Regions from separate parts of the Mus musculus genome. Here region 1 is linked to region 2. A link is a loop called in an ENCODE intact Hi-C map of the cell type or tissue named here. Cell type or tissue: left cerebral cortex. All regions are shown on one strand.

Region 1 (8,000 bases), 78 kb before region 2:
TCAGAACTGAACAAAGAATTCTCACCTGAGGAATACCGAATGGCAGAGAAGCACCTGAAAAAATGTTCAACATCCTTAATCATCAGGGAAATGCAAATCAAAACAACCCTGAGATTCCACCTCACACCAGTGAGAATGGCTAAGATCAAAAATTCAGGTGACAGCAGATGCTGGCGAGGATGTGGAGAAAGAGGAACACTCCTCCATTGTTGGTGGGATTGCAGGCTTGTACAACCACTCTGGAAATCAGTCTGGCGGTTCCTCAGAAAATTGGACATAGTACTACCGGAGGATCCAGCAATACCTCTCCTGGGCATATATCCAGAAGAAGCCCCAACTGGTAAGAAGGACACATGCTCCACTATGTTCATAGCAGCCTTATTTATAATAGCCAGAAACTGGAAAGAACCCAGATGCCCCTCAACAGAGGAATGGATACAGAAAATGTGGTACATCTACACAATGGAGTACTACTCAGCTATTAAAAAGAATGAATTTATGAAATTCCTAGCCAAATGGATGGACCTGGAGAGCATCATCCTGAGTGAGGTAACACAATCACAAAGGAACTCACACAATATGTACTCACTGATAAGTGGATACTAGCCCAAAACCTAGGATACCCACGATATAAGATACAATTTCCTAAACACATGAAACTCAAGAAAAATGAAGACTGAAGTGTGGACACTATGCCCCTCCTTAGAAGTGGGAACAAAACACCCATGGAAGGAGTTACAGAAACAAAGTATGGAGCTGAGATGAAAGGATGGACCATGTAGAGACTGCCATATCCAGGGATCCACCCCATAATCAGCTTCCAAATGCTGACACCATTGCATACACTAGCAAGATTTTACTGAAAGGACCCAGATGTAGCTGTCTCTTGTGAGACTATGCCGGGGCCTAGCAAACACAGAAGTGGATGCTCACAGTCAGCTAATGGATGGATCACAGGGCTCCCAATGGAGGAGCTAGAGAAAGTACCCAAGGAGCTAAAGGGATCTTCAACCCTATAGGTGGAACAACATTATGAACTAACCAGTACCCCTGAGCTCTTGACTCTAGCTGCATATGTATCAAAAGATGGCCTAGTCGGCCATCACTGGAAAGAGAGGCCCATTGGACACGCAGACTTTGTGTGCCCCGGTACAGGGGAACGCCAGGGCCAAACGGGGGGAGTGGGTGGGTAGGGGAGTGGGGGTGGGTGGGTAAGGGGGACTTTTGGTATAGCATTGGAAATGTAAATGAGCTAAATACCTAAAAAAAAAAAAAACATTTTGTCGTGGGAAGAAAGAATCTGAGAGTGATTATAGAGAAACAAGTTGATAAAAATTTTGGGAACCTAAAGACAAGGAAAATATGAGATTGACTCTACATCAAATTGTTGGAGTTCTTTACCTGTATGTAAATAAAGGAAGAAAGTAGGGGGATGTGTGGGAAGATGGAAATGGGAAAGAGGTAAGTGTGAACAAAGAACTGAGAAAAGAGTGAGGACATTTGCTTCTACCCAAGGCTACTCCTAAGAGGCACATGGAGGAAAGCAGGACAGAGAGGCTGCCCAATGCTGAGCTCTGTCTTGGAGACACAGACCTCTTCGATATCAGATACTAGCTATCCCACCATGGTAAAGGAACTTGGAAGGAGTCATAAATTTTCTGTGTGTTTCATCTCTGTTACACTTTTTCTTGTTTTTGTAGAAACCTATTTTAGGATCTGAGCTTTTCAAGGACAAGAAACACATCTGTTATGCTTTCTTGGCATGAAACCTAACACAGTAAATGAGGGTGTTAAATAAATATTACAGGAAAAGAATAAAATGGAAGATGAATTGCAAAGATAATTTCACCTTTGTACCATTTATGCTGTCAAATTTAAAATTTCTTTATGATACTAGTTAGGAAATACTAGTTTATTTTCTATAAATTCCTGGAACAGATTCAATAGTCACAGATATATTTTGTTTTCCTTTTCCTTACTCCAGCCTAGCTGATGCATGTTGAACTTGAAGGGCAGTTATTTTAAGTGAATTCTTCACTTTGTATGAAGATTTCTGACTGACTTTGACAAGCTGAAATAATAAATCCCTGGGGATAAAGAAAGGATAATTTGTTTTGTGAAGGAAAACTATTCAAAGGATAATGCAAAAAAAAAAAGTTAGCTATACAGAAATATCTTCTAAAATATATTGTTTTGCCTCAGGAAGTTATAAAACTATACCACCTGTAGATAGCAAACACAGTCTAGGGCAATCTCTGGAATCCACCTTCAAACAACCCAAGACAAAGACAGGTAAGAAGAGTTATCTAAAAGGAGTAGGTAAAAAGTTAGACAGACATGAGTTCCTTCTAAGTCATTTGCCTCCCAAACCAGTACTCACAGAATGCATGGTGTAAAGAGATTTATATTTTAATGGAAAATTATATATGCCCTACTTTGATCTCAGTGATTATAAGAGAGATGAAAAAATGAAGAGAATTTGACTACGATCCATAAAAAAGCAGCAGGTTAAAAGTTTAGGCATTGGAATTTAGAGGGGAGTTTCAAGGATCATAATTATTAAGTTTTCAGGGGAAACATAACTCCTAGCTTCAGGCAAAAATGGTTTACAATGGAATGATAAACACATATACTCTACTCTCCAGAGTCAGAGTAGAGATCCTAACAGTTGTGATACCTACTGGTTACGAGGAAATTTCTCTCTAGGTAGGTAAGAACTGATTGGAGACATAAAATTCTGTGACTTATATTTAATATAAAAATATTTAAATATTTAGATCATGAATGACATCAAAATTTTTGTTCAATATTGTTGGGCTTTCAAACTTAATCTTTGATGGGTCTGTTTGAAATATAAGATGAACTTTGTTATGTGTTTAGTCTTTATTTAGGCTATAGTCCCATATCTTACAATTTCACAAATAAGAAGTAACATTTCTTTAGGTGCTTCTCAGGCATTTGGTATTTCTCAGTTGTGAATTCTTTGTTTGGCTCTGTATCCCTTTTTAAATAAGAGTTATTTAGTTCTCTGGAGTCTAACTTCTTGAATTCTTTGTATATAGTGCATATTGGCCCTCTATTAGATGTAGGATTGGTAAAAATCTTTTCCCAATCTCTTGGCTGCTGTTTTGTCGTATTGACAATGTCCTTTGCCTTACAGAAGCTTTGCAATTTTACGTGGTCCCATTTGCCAATTCTTGATCTTAGAGCACAAACTATTGGTGTTCTGTTCAGGAAAATATTCCCTGTGCCCATATGCTTGAGGCTTTTCCCCACTTTCATTTCTATTAGTTTCAATGTATCTGGTTTTATTTGGAGGCCCTTGATCCACTTGGACTTGAGCTTTGTACAGGAGATAAGAATAGATCAATTTACATGCTGTTATTTTTTTTCCCCCACAGGATGGTTTTAGCTCTTTTGTTAAAGATCAAGTGACCATAGATGTGTGGGTTCATTTCTGGGATTTCAATTCTATTCCATTGATCTACCTGCCTGTTACTGTACCAATAGCATGCAGTTTTTATCACAGCTGCTCTGTAGTACAGCTTGAGGTCAGGCATGGTGATTCCACCAGAAGCTCTTTTATGGTTGAGAATAGATTTCTCTATCCTAGGTTTTTGCTTTGTTTTTATTCCAGATTGTGGGGGCTGGCCAGCGGCTCACAAGTGTGGGTTCGAGCCTGAAAGGCATCTTGGAACTGAAAGAAAAGAGGGTGCCTAGGTGGGTTGAGAACAACTAGTCTGCTCAAGGTTCAAGTTTTTTTTTCCATTTTTTATTAGGTATTTAGCTCATTTACATTTCCAATGCTATACCAAAAGTCCCCCATACCCACCCACCCCCACTCCCCTACCCACCCACTCGCCCTTTTTGGCCCTGGCGTTCCCCTGTACTGGGGCATATAAAGTTTGCGTGTCCAATGAGCCTCTCTTTCCAGTGATGGCCGACTAGGCCATCTTTTGATACATATGCAGCTAGAGTCAAGAGCTCCGGGATACTGGTTAGGTCATAATGTTGTTCCACCTATAGGGTTGCAGATCCCTTTAGCTCCTTGGGTACTTTCTCTAGCTCCTCCATTGGGAGCCCTGTGATCCATCCATTAGCTGACTGTGAGCATCCACTTCTGTGTTTGCTAGGCCCCAGCATAGTCTCACAAGAGACAGCTACATCTGGGTCCTTTCGAGAAAATCTTGCTAGGGTATGCAATGGTGTCAGCGTTTGGATGCTGATTATGGGGTGGATCCCTGGATATGGCAGTCTCTACATGGTCCATCCTTTCATCTCAGCTCCAAACTATGTCTCTGTAACTCCTTCCATGGGTGTTTTGTTCCCACTTCTAAGGAGGGGCATAGTGTCCACACTTCAGTCTTCATTTTTCTTGAGTTTCATGTGTTTAGGAAATTGTATCTTATATCTTGGGTATCCTAGGTTTTGGGCTAATATCCACTTATCAGTGAGTACATATTGTGTGAGTTCCTTTGTGAATGTGTTACCTCACTCAGGATGATGCCCTCCAGGTCCATCCATTTGGCTAGGAATTTCATAAATTCATTTTTTTTAATAGCTGAGTAGTACTCCATTGTGTAGATGTACCACATTTTCTGTATCCATTCCTCTGTTGAGGGGCATCTGGGTTCTTTCCAGCTTCTGGCTATTATAAATAAGGCTCCTATGACCATAGTGGAACATGTGTCCTTCTTACCCGTTGGGGCATCTTCTGGATATATGCCCAGGAGAGGTATTGCTGGATCCTCTGGTAGTACTATGTCCAATTTTCTGAGGAACCGCCAGACTGATTTCCAGAGTGGTTGTACAAGCCTGCAATCCCACCAACAATGGAGGAGTGTTCCTCTTTCTCCACATCCACACCAGCATCTGCTGTCACCTGAATTTTTGATCTTAGCCATTCTGACTGGTATGAGGTGGAATCTCAGGGTTGTTTTGATTTGCATTTCCCTGATGATTAAGGATGTTGAACATTTTTTCAGGTGCTTCTCTGCCATTCCATATTCCTCAGGTGAGAATTCTTTGTTCAGTTCTGAGCCCCATTTTTAAGGGGGTTATTTGATTTTCTGAAGTCCACCTTCTTGAGTTCTTTATATATGTTGGATATTAGTCCCCTATCTGATTTAGGATAGGTAAAGATCCTTTCCCAATCTGTTGGTGGTCTTTTTGTCTTATTGACGGTGTCTTTTGCCTTGCAGAAACTTTGGAGTTTTATTAGGTCCCATTTGTCAATTCTCGATCTTACAGCACAAGCCATTGCTGTTCTGTTCAGGAATTTTTCCCCTGTGCCCATATCTTCAAGGCTTTTCCCCACTTTCTCCTCTATAAGTTTCAGTGTCTCTGGTTTTATGTGAAGTTCCTTGATCCACTTAGATTTGACCTTAGTACAAGGAGATAAGTATGGATCGATTCACATTCTTCTACATGATAACAACCAGTTGTGCAAGCACCAATTGTTGAAAATGCTGTCTTTCTTCCACTGGATGGTTTTAGCTCCCTTGTCGAAGATCAAGTGACCATAGGTGTGTGGGTTCATTTCTGGGTCTTCAATTCTGTTCCATTGGTCTACTTGTCTGTCTCTATACCAGTACCATGCAGTTTTTATCACAATTGCTCAGTAGTAAAGCTTTAGGTCAGGCATGGTGATTCCACCAGAGGTTCTTTTATCCTTGAGAAGAGTTTTTGCTATCCTTGATTTTTTGTTATTCCAGATGAATTTGCAAATTGCTCCTTCTAATTAAGGTTCAAATTTTTAATGGCGGACGCGCTTTATAAAAGAGGGGGGAAAGTCCATTCCCGCCATTTCATCCTTGGATCCTGGAACCAGCTGCAGGTGATGATGTGCAGGATAGGGTATAGTCTCTGGAATAGCTCTGGGGCTTCTCAGCAGGTAGCAGTATCTTGAAGAGGAACAGCAGACAGTGGGTTAACAATAGAGTGATCAAGGGAGGAAGGCTCCACCCTAGATAATCTCCTTAGTGGCAGCAAGGTCAAGTTCTGGCTCAGCCTGCTTCAGGCTTATGGGAGGCTACACCAGATAAAATTGCAAATTGCTCTTTCTAACTTTATGAAGAATTTAGTTGGAATTTTGATGGAGATTGTATTGAATCTGTAGATTGCTTTCAGCAAGATGGCCATTTTTACTATATTAGTATTGTCAATCCATGAGCATGAGAGATCTTTCCATCTTCTGAGAACTTCTTCAATTTCTTTCTTAAGAGACTTGAAGTTCTTGTCATACAGATCTTTCACTTGCTTAGTTAGAGTCACACCAAGGTATTTTGTATTCTTGTGACTATTGTGAAGGGTGTTGTTTCCCTAATTTATTGCTCAGCCTGTTTATCCTTTGTGTAGAGGAAGGCCACTGACTTATTTGAGTTAATTTTATATCCAGCCACTTTGCTGAAGTTTTTTTAAACAGGTTCATCAGGTCCGTGGTGGAATTTTTGTATATTAATTTTTGTACACTTAAGTATATTATCATATCATCTGCAAAAGTGATATTTTGACTTCTTCTTTTCCAATTTGCATCCCTTTGACTTCCTTTTGTTTTCTGATTGCTCTGGTTAGGACTTCAAGTACAATATGGAATAGGTTGAGAGAGAATGTGCAGTCTTGTCTAGTCCCTGATTTTAGTGGGATTGCTTCAAGTTTCCATTTAGTTTGATGTTGGCTATGGTTTGCTGTTTATTGCTTTTACTATGTTTGCCTTGAATTGCTGATATTTCCAAGATTTTTAACATGAAAGGGTGTTGGATTTTGTCAAATGCTTTCTTAGCATCTAATGAAATGATCATATGTGTTTTTGAGTTTGTTTATATAGTGGATTCTGTTGAAGGGTTTCTGTATATTGAACCATCCCTTCATCCCTGGGATGCAGCCTATTTGATCATGATAGATGATCATTTTAATGTGTTCTTGGATTCAGTTTTTGAAACTTTTATTGAGTATTTTTGTATTGATATTCATAAGAGAAATTGATCTGAAGTTCTCTTTCTTTGCTGGGTCATTGTGTGATTTAGTTATCGGTGTAATTGTGGTTTTATAGAAAGAATTGGGTATACTACCTTCTGTTTCTATTTGTGGAATAGTTTGAGGAGTATTGGTACTATGTCTTCTTTGAAGGTCTGATAGAACTCTGCACTAAACCCAATTAGTCCTGGGCTTTTATTGGTTGGTAGACTATTATGACCATTTCTATTTCTTAGAAGATATGGGACTGCTTAGATAGTATATCTAATCCTGACTTAACTTTGGTACCTGTTACCTGTCTAGAAAAATTGTTCATTTCATCCCCATTTTCCAGATTTGTTGAGCATAGGCTTTTGTAGTAGGATCTGATGATTTTTTAGATTTCTTGGGTTTTTGTACTTATGTCTCCATTTTTTTTTTTGTGGCTATCTTCTTTTTTGATTTATTAAAAGAAGATATATACATATATATATATATATATATATATATATATATATATATATATTTTTTTTTTTTTTTTGCTTATTCTAGGGTGTAGTTTCCCTCCTTGTGTTGGAATTTTCCTTTTATTATCCTTTGAAGAACAAGATTTGTGGAGAGTTATTTTGTAAATTTGTTTTTGTCAAGGAATATCTTGGTTTCTCCATCCACGGTAATTGAGAGTTTTCCTGGGTATAGTAGCCTGGGCTTGCATTTGTGTTCCCTTAGGGTCTGTATGACATCTAGCCAGGATCCTTTGGCTTTCATAGTCTCTGGTGAGAAGTCTGGTATAATTCTGATAGTTCTGCTTTTATATGTTACTCAACCTTTTTCCCTTACTGCTTTTAATATTCTTTCTTTGTTTAGTGCTTTTGGTGTTTTGTTTATTATGAGATGGGAAGACTTTCTTTTCTGGTCCAATCAATTTGGAGTTCTGTAGGTTTTCTTGTGTATTTACAGGAATTTCTTTTTTTTTTTAGGTTAGGGAAGTTTTCTTCTATATTTTTGTTGAAGATATTTAAGGGCCCTTTAATTTGGTATTCTTT
Region 2 (8,000 bases):
ATAAATTTTAGATATAAGTACTTTTTGGGACCTGGTCTATAAAACATCATTTATAGGCAACACATGTGTACTTTATTCTCTCAAGAAAGGTAACTAGCAGAAGATCTCATGATTGTCTTCTTTTCACAAATTGTAGGGACCTCAAAGTCAGCTCAAGACACCTCAATATCAAGTTTTCAGCACAAAGATTTGTCGGGCATGGTGGTGCATGCCTTTAATCCCAGTACTTGGGAGGCAGAGGCAGATGGATCTCTGAGTTCGAGGCCAGCCTGGTCTACAGAGTGAGTTCCAGGTCAGCCAAGGCTACACAGAGAAACCCTGTCTCAAAAAAACAAAACAAAACAAAACAAAACAAAACAAAACAAAACAAAACGAAGCTTTATCTGCCCCAGAAGAACAGAGACAAGAATAAGGGACAAAGACAGGAGCTAGAGGAAGAGAACAAAGGAGACAAGGGACAAGGGAGAGGAGGGAAGTACATTTGTGTGTGTGGGGTGGAGGGAGGATGATGACAAAGGACTGTCTCTGGATGGGGAGGACAAACAGTCCCATGTGCAAGTGTTTTTTTATGATGGTAAAGTGGAAGTCCTTAGGATGAGGTGATTAATTTTGATTGGGCATGTTAATTACAACTAACGGGCACTTTTGATAGCTGTACTTCAATATTTCAAGAGCTGGACCATTGTAGTCAGCCTCAGAAGGAGGAATTAGTTAAAGAAGAGAATGGACTTTGGGAGTGAGCTTCAGGAGTGTATTCTAATGGGTTTTAGCAAGGTGGATGGAGTGGGAGAGAAGGGCAAGGCCTGCCAGAGCTATGTTCACCATGCTCTGTCTGGCTATAGTCTCCCTTTCTCTCTCATTCTCTCTCTCTCTCTCTCTCTGTCAATTAAGTTATTTACTTTACACTCCAATTAAAGCTTCCTTGCCCTCCTCTCTTTTCACTCCATCCCTCTTACCTTCTTTCCTCACCTCCACCTCCTCCCTTTCTTCTCAGAAAAGGGAAGGCTTACACTGGATATCAACCAGCTTTGGAATATCAAGTAAAACTAGGTACATCCTCTTCTACTGAGGATAGAGAAGGCAGCTAGGTTACGGGAAAGGAATCCAAAGGCAGGCAATATAGTCAAACATTCCAGACTTCTGCTTTAGGAATCACACATGAAGACTCAGCTGCACATGTGTTACATAAGGCAATTCCCATTAAAATTCCAATGTGATTTTTTTTACAGACTTTGAAAAAAAATACTTAATATGGAGAACCAAAAAAACACAAATTAGTTAAAACAATCATGTACAATAAGAGAACTTCCGAAGTCATCACTGCCTCTTATTTCAAGCTCTACTACACATAGAGCAATAGTAATAAAATCTGCATTATACTATCATAAAAACAGATAGGGTAATCAATGGAATCACATTGAAGAACCAGAAGTAAATCCACATAGTTATGGACACTTGATTTTTGACAAAGAAGCCAAAAGTATACAGTGGGAAAAAGAAAACATCTTCAACAAATTGTGATGGTCTAACTGGGTGTCAGCATGTAAAAGAATACAAATATATCGATATCTATCCCTGCACAAAACTTAAATTCAAGTGGATCACCCATAAGCCAATTTAAACAGGAGGTATAGATTTAAACCGAGAATTCTTAATAGGTGAATTTCTAATGACCGAGAAGCACTTAAGGAAATATTCAATATCCTTAGTCATCAGCTGAGATGATGATCTCACATTGGTCAGAATGACTAAACAAAAACTTGAGTGACAGCTTATGCTGGTGAAAATGTGGAGCAAGGGGAATATGCCTTCATTGCTGGTGGGAGTATAGACTTGTGCAACTACTATAAAGTCTCTTCACTAAGGAAATTTTCTTTCCTTCCCAACTCAATAAAAATATCTTCATTGGTTTCATGTCTCTTCTCTGTTAATAGATTAATAACAACAGAGAAAATAGGATTACCATATTAATTTTCAAATAGTGAGAATCTTGACTGGCACCTTCTGGCCAGTCTTCCATGTTACTCAACCTCATGGGGTTTCTGTTGACATCAATGTGAAATAGAACACTGTTTTATAATTTTTTGTGAAGACTAAGTTAATGTCTATAAAGTGGTCAATTAGAGCAGAATAGTTGTTGTAAATTCAACAAACAGCCCTCCATTCTATGTTAATAACATTTATTTTGGCTACTTTTATAGACCTGAAGCATGTGCTTCACCTTGTAAGATGATGAATGCAGGGGGACCAGTTGAGAAAATAGCAAACCCAACAGAAAGAAAAAACAAGATTTTTAATAATGCATGTGCTTCCAATGTCTAGAATTCTCTGCCAGATACTGTAGTCTGCTGACTAGCTGCTTAGGAAGTCTGAAAATTGGTCTGTCAACCTGTGATGGACAACTGTATAATGTACTTCCTGGGCAAACTCAATTAGAGATACAGCTTTGGGTGGGAAGAGGCCAGAGGAAGTGATTAGTGCTCATAAAGGCATTATCACTCCAATAATTGTGTAATGAAGAGCCAGCGAGTGCTTGCATAACTGTGGAACAAGCAGAAAGTGCTTATTAAACAATTTCTTTGGTGTTAATCAAAGACTGCTTTTCTCACAGTAGATCATTAGTTGTGATTTTATTTATTCCAAGTATCAATATTATCTTAGATTTCTCTACTGTAACTCTAAAGACTTTAAACGATGATTTTTTTTTTGGTTGTTCTTTAATAGTTTTGTTTTTACAATTATCTAAGCAGATCATTTTAACCTTGGGAGATCACAAAAATGTTAACTCAGAAAAAGTTAATCTGTGTACAGAAGAAAGCCTCTCAAAGCCAGAGCTAAGACTCATTATTGCTGCATGTGATTGTTTGGGTAGTCAGTGCTGGGCAACAGCACTCACCTCTAGGCTGGGCTGCTCATTGTGCCCCTTACCTAGACACAGGACCTCTTAAAAGTTTTTCGACGATGGAACCTAGATTATATTTCTCAACACTCTCCCTTAGTGTTATGGGGTTTGAACTTGATACTGGGAATTTAAAATGTCCTTGAGATAGAATTTTGGATCTGCTAAGTCATATATAAATGAAAAAATCATGTTAAAGCTCACTCTCGACTGACAGCTGTGTAGGAAGGAGTGTCCCATAACAGGATTTAATTAAACTCTATAAGAAATTTGCTTAAGCACTTTGCCAGAAATGTTAATTTTTTCCCCAAAGGAAAAAAATTGGCTTTTATATTGCGCTTAAGTCAGTTTATTTTTCCTGCAGAGGGTCTTGCAGTGGAGAAGAATTTAAGAAACCTGATTCTTGCCCTGTTTCATCTGACTCACTGGATGAGTTGTCAAAGACTTCTTATTCACACTTGCCTTGGACTTACACAGTAAAAGTAGACACAGACTAGATAAGTTTTAAGCTATTTTATATCTCCAAAATTCTGTAATCCTATACATTAAAACTAGTGACCACTGTTACTAAATTAACAGTAAACAATAGAAAAATTAAAATTATAAATTTAATAAAAAACAGTCTATTAATATTTGAAACCTGAATAAGCTGCTCCACATTGAGGTGGATAGTGAAATGGCTCAGTATTTAAACAAACTACACTTGTATATCAGTGTAAGTTACAAGTATGCCACCTATGAAGGTTAATTGCCAACTAGACAGGATATAGGATCACTAACAAGAAAAGCCTTTGGCATGTCTGTGAGGGCATGCATTATTTTTATTTTCTCTACTGTGTTAATTCTCAGAAGTTCAAAGGATATTGATTTAAAAACAGACAGGCCATCACAGACAAAGCTTAGAGAGGAGCTTTAGTTCTTTATTGTTATTTTCATTCTCCACATTCTAACAGATAAAGAAGTCTGAGCACAAGGCCCCTGCTTTTCCCACATTTCCCTGAAACCATGGAGAGACATATGTATCCTTTTTGCATTCTGATATATTTAGTAAAGTGCTGAGTTTAAAACATAAAGACAGGTAAGGTAAGCCATGTTAAATATCTGAAACAATGGGAAGGTGATTTTAAGTTCAGCATACATTAATGGATCAAGGGAAGCCGAGAAGAGTTCATGGAGTTGGACTACGAAGTTTCAGTTCTCATGCTGAGTGTTTGGATAAGGGTAATTGAGGTGGGACGGCTCACCCTTAGTGTGGTGTGGTGGCATGACTGTCCAAAGGATGCCCTGGACTGAATAAAAGGAGAAAGCAATCTGAACTCTACCATTCATAAATCTGGGCTTCCTGATTGTGGATTCAATGTGAGCAGAGGTCTCAAGTGACGGTGCAATGACTTCCCTTTAAACTGTGAGCCAAATGTCTTTCCCACATGTTGTCTTTTATCAGGATATTTTATCACAGCAAGAAGGAAACTAAGACATCATCGTATCCACAGTCATACACAAGCACATTCACTGACTGCAACTTTGTAACTCTTTAAATGAGAGAAGACTAACAATGGATTTTCTTTCCCCAATACAGTTAAAGAGAAACTAAAAATACTGTCTGATCATTACTCCTCTATAGCACAGAGCATCTGTTTCCACTAACCACCCACTCTGGTGTTCTTTTCTAGGTCTTCATCCAAACACCAGCTTGCTGTTTACGCCTCTGCAGCAGTCGGGACCTTTCCCCACTGAGACTGACTCACCAAGCCCTGCCAGTGTTAATTTTGTTAAATTCAGATTCAGGAGAAGTTGGAATCTTTATTTCAAGGCAGAGATGCAAAGAGTCAATCAGAATCGTGTTCTTTTTCATCCAGAAATTTTTTTTTTATTGCAGAGAGGGAGTATGCAATGTTCTTTGAAGATGTTTGTCTTCTGCCTACAGTTGTCTCCATACAGTTTATTATGTCATGTTATAAGAAGAGTAATTCCTTGTACATTTCTGACGTTCTGGGCATTTGGGTGCTAATATGGATTTTTATCCTGCAATGGAAGAAAACCCAAAGAACCAAACAGTTAGTGCTTGCTGACAGTTCTGTTGATAAGTCTGCTTCAGTGGAAATAATCAAGGAAAACATTGGTATTATTAGGACCTTAGTCCTGGGCTTCTTTCACCAAGGTTACCCAAGTTCTCCCAGTTGAAGGGAAGGAAGAAGCCTTTCCTAGTAACAAGAATTGTGTTGCTGAGAATCTGATACCATGTACAATGCCATTCTAATGACCTAGCCCTACCTGGTACCTGCATTATGGGAGGGAAATCTGATCTTGAGGTTGGCCATGATAGAAGCTTTCCTTATTAAACTAGGGTAATTCAAGTCTATGGAAAATCTTAACCTACCTAAGCGTATATCTGTGTCCAGATTCACATTCTTGTGCTTCTGGTTTAGTGAGGCCTACAAGCAGGTCTTCTTTACTGTGGCTCCCCAGTGTCCCTAGTAGTGACTTTCAGGCAACCATTGTTGGCTGGAGGGATGAAGCAGGGCTCTGAATTCCTCCCATCTTCTCTATCCATATCATCCTGCCTTCTTTCAAAAAGGATTCAATCTTACACGCGTTCTCGCGACCGGCCAGGAAGAACGCAACAAGCCGGAATCTTCTGCGGCAAAGCTTTATTGCTTACATCTTCAGGAGCCAGAGAGCAAGAGAGCAAGAGAGCTCTATTGCTTACATCTTTAGGAGCCAGAGCGCTAGAGCGCAAGAGAGCAAGAGAGAGAATGGCGAAACCCCATCCCTTTTAAGGAGAATTATCCTCCGCCTAGGACGTGTCACTCCCTGATTGGCTGCAGCCCATCGGCCGAGTTGTCGTCACGGGGAAGGCAGAGCACATGGAGTGGAGAATTACCCTTGGCACATGCACAGATTATTTGTTTACCACTTAGAACACAGGATGTCAGCGCCATCTTGCAACGGCGAATGTGAGGGCGGCTCCCCACAATTCAACAACAAAGAAATTGTGTGCCTGCTTAGACTGACTTCTAGCCCAGAATGTCATATGAGGATTTTTAAATGCTACATTCTTGTAGGGAACTCCCAGTCTTGTGTGCTTATAAACCCATCAGTCAGTAAATCTGCAGCACAACAGGTGATCAGGACTAAGGTCCATGCCTGAGGCCTGCTGCTGTCAGATGTCTATTTCCCTTGGAATGTGCAAATGCTAAGGCAGATGTGCAATTATGCCATGCAGTATTTTGGGCCTGTCCCTTGTGAATAAAGTTGCTTTCATCACTTCAGAATGGATCTTTTGTTAATCTCTTTGGCCAGCCAGTTCCTCTCAAGACAGATGTTGGTATACTCCATGTATGTCTCTGCACATATTTATGTATCTATGTGCACATTATTTTGTAAATAAATGAAAAATATGTGGACCTATGTGGGCACATTTAATTTATTTAATCTTGGAATAAAATTAGGTAAATTAATTTAGATTAAACTGAGGTACATAAATCGGTATGAAAACAAAAGAAAAAGTTGTTCTAATTTTGATTTTTAAAAATCTAGTGTGAAGATTTGCCTTTTTGCTTATGACTGTAATTGATGTTTTCACTGTTGTTGTTTTTTTTCCTTTTTATTATTATTATTTTTTTGAGAGCTTCCTTTTCTCCAAGCGTTTACTGTGAACACATCCCTGCAACTTCCTGACAGTCATGCTATGAGAAGTTAGAGTTATTTAAGGAAGGACATGTATAATGTTGTGTAAAGTTGGGTTTAGGTCTAATCGTATGATCTGATTTTGAGTTTAGCTTAGTGAAGATTCCCTTTTAAAGCATGATCTTATTAATTAGCAATCAGGAGGCCTGGGCTTTATTATAAATGTTTGAGAAGCCACATTGCGTGGCCCATACCTAAGGCAATACCTTCAGTTCAACCCCCGGGAAGCTTAGGCAGGAGGATGCTAAGGTTTATACCAGCTTTAGCTACACTGCTAAACCTTGCTTCAACCCAGCAAAACATAAGTGTGCTTGTTGCTTTTTCATCCTTTCTAAAATCGCTTACTATTTCGATATCATCTTCACTCTTTTCATATTTTATCATATATAAACATCAATAATGTATACACTTAAAATTTATTTGATTTATATACTGGGAATCCAAGTAAGTTTTCATTTTTATTTTTGAAATGCATATATTTAATTTTTAAATGGTTTTATTACACCTTATCATCGAGGGTGTGTATGCACGTGTGTGTGTGTGTGTGTGTGTATGTGTGTGTGTGAGAGAGAGAGAGAGAGAGAGAGAGAGAGAGAGAGAGAGAGAGGAAAATGTGGGCACTGATTTTCTCCTTCTACCATGTAGACTCTAAGGATGGAACTCAGTTCATCAGAGTTGGTGTCAGGTGCCTTACCTGCTGAGACATCACACCAGCCCTCTATGCATAGTTTTAAATGTAGTAATTTTCAATCAAAAGTGTTTCACAGTATTACAGTGAAATTCTATGCCATAATTGACTCATTATTTGTTCTATGGATAGATGTTTGAAGTTTCTCTGTGGATTTACAGCTACAAAGCACCAACACTTGTGAGTCTATTGAAGTTGTACATCCTTCAGAGCTTATCAAGTGAATGTCACTATTTCACTATGATGGCCTTTCCTGCCTAATTCCTGCACAGCTTTCTTCCTTCCTCTCTTCCTTGGTTCTTGTTCTTTCCCCTGGGTTACTTCATACTGAAGAGTTCTCTTGCTTTCTAATTTTGTGTACAGTCCTTTTATAGAAGGAGTTGTGAGACATCAAAGATGTCTCCAAGAGCCTGCTTATAGTAACAGGAATTTTGGTTTCTTTAAAAAACACAGAAATATTATAAAAGTATGTTTTCGTTTTAATCCCAGGTTTATTTCCAAGATATGGGGCTGCTTTGGACTGTCCACAGAAGGTGAAAATGATTTGCCACTTGCTCTACTAGAGGCATGGTTTTGCCAGCTGCAGATAGTTTCTGTAATTGACATTTGACATTTGGAATTGACATTTGACATTCTGGGAATTTTCAAAGGGTATATAAATGCAAGAGCCCTGAGAAGATGGGTTGGTGGCTGTTGGTCATTCATTGGGATTGGACGGGGTTT

Evidence for each region. Peaks named below come from ENCODE experiments on the same cell type or tissue, not always from the same donor. Only the 100,000 strongest peaks of a DNase experiment are listed, where the experiment ranks them.
Region 1: a loop joins it to region 2, with 3 times the contacts of the local background. A loop is called at or near these places in 3 of 42 quality-filtered maps.

The regions. Positions count from the first base shown.
Region 1 is chr1:47,110,986-47,118,985 of GRCm38, forward strand. No RefSeq gene overlaps it. Among named protein-coding and RNA genes, the nearest start is that of Gm39638, 140 kb to the right of the region's middle. In left cerebral cortex, no CTCF peak of the experiment used is centred here; DNase peaks (open chromatin) are centred at 1,617 and 3,634; H3K27ac peaks cover 1,416 bases.
Region 2 is chr1:47,188,629-47,196,628 of GRCm38, forward strand. No RefSeq gene overlaps it. Among named protein-coding and RNA genes, the nearest start is that of Gm39638, 59 kb to the right of the region's middle. In left cerebral cortex, no CTCF peak of the experiment used is centred here; DNase peaks (open chromatin) are centred at 4,599 and 7,600; H3K27ac peaks cover 1,854 bases.